Linked DNA regions of Homo sapiens: region 2 is linked to region 1. A link is a loop called in an ENCODE intact Hi-C map of the cell type or tissue named here. Cell type or tissue: OCI-LY7. All regions are shown on one strand. Links, peaks and the distances in the headings refer to the core of each region. The heading gives the core; the rest is flanking DNA.

Evidence for each region. Hi-C counts contacts between places; a loop is a spot of excess contacts. Peaks named below come from ENCODE experiments on the same cell type or tissue, not always from the same donor. Only the 100,000 strongest peaks of a DNase experiment are listed, where the experiment ranks them.
Region 2: it touches region 1 in a loop (3-fold over the local background); 7 of 110 quality-filtered maps call a loop at or near these places.

What each region holds. Positions count from the first base shown.
Region 1 is chr6:32,621,162-32,623,825 of GRCh38, forward strand. No RefSeq gene overlaps it. Among named protein-coding and RNA genes, the nearest start is that of HLA-DQA1, 15 kb to the right of the region's middle. In OCI-LY7, for the core only: a CTCF peak has its summit at 1,492 (motif pointing right); DNase peaks (open chromatin) are centred at 1,480 and 2,020; H3K4me3 peaks cover 1,411 bases; H3K27ac peaks cover 2,006 bases.
Region 2 is chr6:32,436,200-32,439,235 of GRCh38, forward strand. No RefSeq gene overlaps it. Among named protein-coding and RNA genes, the nearest start is that of HLA-DRA, 2.2 kb to the right of the region's middle. In OCI-LY7, for the core only: no CTCF peak of the experiment used is centred there; a DNase peak (open chromatin) is centred at 1,412; H3K4me3 peaks cover 1,492 bases; H3K27ac peaks cover 2,500 bases.

The DNA of each region.
Region 1 (2,664 bases), core at 165-2,664:
AGGTGTAGGTCATAATAGCAAACAGAAAGAAAAGAAATAACCAGAAGTCTATCATGGAAAGGTTCTCAGAAGCAAAATTCCTGCACCCTTGGTTATGGATCCACAGAGGCTTCATGTGAAGAAGGCATTCAGATCAAATGCTCAAAGTGGAGTAAGATATCATTGTCTTTCACAGAATCACTTAATAGACTGCAGCAGATCTCCCTTGACCAACCCCCCAAAACCAGTCAAATTCTTCATTTTCCCCAAAGTGAGGACTCCCACATTAAGAAGCCCTCAGTACTGAGATAACTAGCAGATAAACTCATCCATTGCAAGGGTGGTCTTGATGCAGGGCCAGCAAGCCTCAAAACTGGGGCTTCACCCGAGAGTGTTCTTGGCTTCACTCGGGAAAGATTCCAAGGATGAGACAGTGGTGTTAGACAGCAACTTTTATTGAACCAAGCTACTCCTTGCAGAGCAGGGTTACCCCATAGGCAGTGTGCCCAGAATAGTAGCTCAGAGGCAGTTCTGCAGTCATATTTATACTCACTTTTAATTATATGCAAATTAAGAGGTGGACTATGCAGAAATTTCTAGAAATACGGTAGAAATTTCTGCATAATCCACCCCTTAATTTATAGATGGTAACTCCAATTACCACTTCAATGACCCCAGTGGGTCATTATTGCCATAGAAAGAAGTGGTAACCTCTGGGTGTTGCCATAGCAATGGTAAACTGACATGGCACACTGGTAGGCATGTCTTATGGAGAGGTGCTTCTGCCCCATCCCTGTTTTAGTTAATTCTCAATTTGATCTGATGTCCGAGCCTCACCTACTACTTCAGTCTTATGACCCCCAGACTCCCCAGTTGATAAGAAGATGCATGAGTAAAGGAGGAAATTGAGAGATGCTTCCTTTCGGTGTCCAAGTGTCAAAAAGGATTCCTAGTCTTAATTAAGAAATCTACTGAAAGAAAGTGATTACAGAATTTACAAGTTGACTTGGTGATGCCTCGAAAAGAGTGAGAAAGCTACAACAAACTACAAGACAGAAAAACCACGAGAGCTAAAAATGAGCATTTTGTGGTACCAATCTTGCTGTAAAAGTCTTAATATTTTGTGTATCTTTCTCAGCACTAGACTAGAACATATATGCCAATGGGTAGTGATACACAACTGTCACTGGTAAAGTTGCATACCAATTCACAATCCTATTCTCATACCCAAGTTACTACTACACATTGCTCTTGAGTCAGTAGCTGCATTTGCCACCCTGGCTCAAAATATCAGCCATCACATTTAGTAAATTCTAACATACAAAGCAAATTAGCACTGATTTATCAGATTTACCATTGGGTGGGGTGAGGAGGAGGAGGATGCTGGCTGACTTAGCCCAGTCCCTTAAGAGCTCTGTTCCAGAGAATATACTTGTGCTCTTCCTCCATGGCCCAGCATATGCACAGGGCTCCAGTCATTTGCCTCCAGCAGGGGGCTCTTCCACACTCATTCACAGTCAGCTGGATTCCAATCTCTGCTCAAGTGTGAGCAATGTAGATCCAGCCCCCTGGTTAATGTATTCATCACTGTTCAAGCCCAGTCTCTTTCAGATGTTGAGACAGTGGCCCTAACTCTGTGTGGCTGGCCCAGAGCTGTGCACCTACCCTCACTTTCATACCACATTAATTTCAGATCCTTATTGTCATGGGTTTCCCAACTACTTTTTTTTCTTCAGGGGAAACCTCCACAATGTAGTTTCTAATATGTTGAATTCATACTCCAGAAAGTGTCCTGTAGAATAATGTCTTACTGAAAACGGCCATCACAGCCAGGAGTCCTTAACTATGTTCTTTGATACCCTTAGTTACAGTTTGTTGTCATGTTCTTCACATCTTGTGTGAAGATTGTTCAAGTATTGGCCAAAGGATATGTCACTATCTAAAATTCACATTGAGAACCTCAGAGTAACTAATAATAAGTGTGATGCTTGTAGGAAAAGAAGAGCTGTTTGGTCACAGGATGTGGTTATTAGAATAGGGTTGTGGTTGAAGGGGAAGGATGATGACATAAATCTTTGCATAAACCACATTAACATGAAACCTTGATATTATCATTACATACTTTTCTTTTTATCTAATAAGGCAAAGTAGAGAAGTCAGCATCATTTGTCTCTGGCAGACTAAACTGTCAAGAAGGCATACCCAAGGTTGGTGGCAGGGGGAGCTTCATTAGCATTAGGAATAATAGAAAATATCAAAGAATAAGTTTTGTAAGAAATACATAGACTCAACAGAAAGTAAAAAATGTACTTTACTGAAAAGAAAACAAACTATAAATGAATCATGAAGTTGGATGGAGATATAATCTATAGATTTAAAACTGTTTTTATTCAAAATAATGAGATTTTAAAAAATAATAAATGTTCTGAAAGTCTAGGATAAGTATACTGTCCTGTATTGTTGATTTTTTAAAGAGTAGTAGAGTGTATTATATAGCATATTATATAAAGACATGGGCCTGAGTTAGGCAGTCTTTTTGTTTGTTGAGGTAAAATTCACATAACAAAATTAACCCATTTTAAGGTGCACAACTCAGTAGCATTTAGTGCATTCACCATGTTGTACAACCATCACTTCTATGTAGTTCCATAACATTTTCATCACCTCCAAAGGAGACCTTGTACC
Region 2 (3,036 bases), core at 234-2,733, 180 kb before region 1:
TTCTGAGATGTGGATTCAAAGTTTCTAAGTGTGCACACGTACACACACACACCCCTACCTGCATGCATTTTGTAATTTACAAAGACTAGTCAAGTAAAGAGGGGTAATTTCACACCCCAGGAGGTCTGTATAAAGATAACTCTGGTCTTTAAAGCATCAGGTTTCAGGTAGAGGTGAAGAGAGAATGAATCAAACTCAAACTGCCATCCTCCCAGGTTAAAGATGAGTCCAGTCATCGTGGAGGCCTCTATTAACACAGGACATGCTAGGAAGGCCCATTAACCCACTGCCCTAGCACATTTGTTAACGTCCTAGTGCATTTGTTGATATCAACAGTTCACAGTTTTTATTCTGATAGGGATCTATTCCAGCAGACCAGCTTCTGTGACCTCTCAGGATGAGAAAAAGTAACACAAGAAAAGCTTCTTATGTAGTGAATTGAGAAGGAAATACCTAGATCAATATTCCCTCAGCACCTCTGGTAGGAAGTCCTTAGTAGGAGAAAAACACCATGAAGACCCTTAGTGCAGAAGGAAAAGGGGGTAGGGGGTGGTGGAAGGGAAGCTAAAAGAAGGGGCTGGAGGTTCTCAGAATTCAAACCACACAAACAAATGAAGTATTGAGGTCCCAGACTTGATCTGGGCCCAGTGTGAAAGCCCTAACTTATTTCTCCAGAAGAATATGTCCTCTGGTTTTAGACTTGGCACTGTGGGGAGAACCAGAGTGATCTATGGTGGATATACACACAAACATAGACACACATATTTGCATTTAGTAATTTTTGTAAAATTTCCATTTGCTTCTCTGATCCTGTCTGTATCTTTGGGAATAGATGTAAGAATATTACATCTCTCAGGCTTGCTCTGCCCCAGGTTTCTGAACATGGAATACATTTCTCCAGTGAAACTCAGTATTATGAGATTTGGGAGGTGGAAGTTAGGCCACAGCCATCTCAGGGACAGGTTTCACAGACATGAGTTTTGGCAGCAGCCTTGTGTTCTAAAGACATTTACTCCTAGGGGCTCTAGAGGATCTGCAACATCAGCAGAGGCTTCCTGTGGGTTCCTGATCTTTTAAAATTAGGGGTCTGCAGTGACTTGTGCTCCTCCAGACCCCCTAACAGTTTTAAGGGCTAATTCCCTGTAATATATTCAGTTCTGCTTAGACTGATTACAGGGATTCCTATTTCTTGACTGAATTCTCATGGCTATAGTGTCTCGTCACCATTTGACATCACCAAGAAGTCCTCATTCAGGTGCCTTTGGAAATTCCCTCAAACACACAGGAAATTAGAGTTTGAAAGAAAACGGAGAACCATGAGCACTGTCCAAATAGGAACTTCTCTCCTATCACAGAGAAAGGGAACTGAAAGTCATTTCTCAAGTGTCCCAAATTTAGTAATCTCACAAGAAGAACCAATCAGTGTTCTAGGACTAAACAGTGTCATAAGTTGCTGAGCAACAACTTGGATTGAAGATGCTATTATAATATATGAAATGTCTTTGAATTTACCATGTTTTTCTCAAGCACCATTTAAGAACAAGGCATTATGGCAGCCAGCAAAGGGCAGACATAGAAAATTATACATGGTTTTGCCTCTAAAAGAGGAGATGACAAGCTTAAATCATAGGATCAGACTCTTAGCACAGACTGATACCATAGGCTCTCATCTGGCCCATTCTCCTGACTCTTTAACTTTCAGGAAAGGTATTCCTGAAAAATTGCAGGAGAGACCATGCTGTAGGTCTCTTTCTAGCGATCTAGGAGTTAATGCCACAGTGTGTTCAAAGCCCTTTGATGCGATCAGATAATCAGTAATGTATGGAATATTTGTGTTCATAACTTGTGAGAACGGCTGCATGGCAGGACAAGACCCCAGCACAACAGTATGGAAAATCCACCCTAAGCAGACATGTCATGACTGATGTTGAACAATGGACTCACCAGCCAGGCACGGTGGCTCATGCCTGTAATCCCAGCACTTTGGGAGGCAGAAGCAGGCAGATCACGAGGTCAGGAGATCAAAACCATCCTGGTTAACATGGTGCAACCCCGTCTCTACTGAAAATACAAAAAAAAAAAAAAAAAAAAAAAAAAAAAAATTGGCCGGGCATGGTGGCGGGCGCCTGTAGTCCTAGCTACTCGGGAGGCTGAGGCAGGAGAATGGCGTGAACCCAGGAGGCAGAGCTTTCAGTGAGCCGAGATCGTGCCACTGCACTCCAGCCTGGGCGACAGAGCAAGACTTCCGTCTCGAAAACAAAACAACAACAAAAAAAAACAATGGATTCACCATCCGATGGGCTCCCTCACTGCCAGGTCACTCTTCATGGAAGTATTTGTATTCCAGTCCTTTCTGTGGAAAGAAATTAACATTCTCCTTTTCATAACACTGTATCTTCAGAAACAAGAGAGTCGAAGTCTCCTAATTTTCAGGACTGTCTATGTTGAACATCAAAATATATTCTTTAGAGCAGATCTTTAATAATCATATGACAAAAGAAAAACTTTCATAATCTTATGACATGAGGGAAGGAATATTAAAGCCGTTCTGTGGGTTATTATCTCTAACGTTCCCAATAGAATAGGCTTTGCCAGCTGGGTGTGGTGGCTCATGCCTGTAATCCCAGCACTTTGCGAGGCCAAGGCGGGCAAATCACGAGGTCAGGAGTCTGAGACCAGCCTGACCAACATGGTGAAACCCCGTCTCTACTAAAAATACAAAAATTATCCGGGCATGGTGGTGGGCGCCTGTAATCCCAGCTACTCAGGAGGCTGAGGCAGGAGAATCGCTTGAACCCGGGAGGCGGAGATTACAATGAGCTGAGATCACGCCACCAACTCCAGCTTGGGCGACAGAGCAAGACTCCGTCTAAAAAAAAAAAAAAAAAAAAAAAGAATAGGCTTTGCCCACTATACTCTCTCATATTCATTGACCTGAATCCTCAAATGAGGTGTGTCCATTAGTCAACTCCAATCTCTTGTCATATATAAGATGGTAGAGATGAGAAGAAGGTAGCTCCTTTACAGCCCACTATT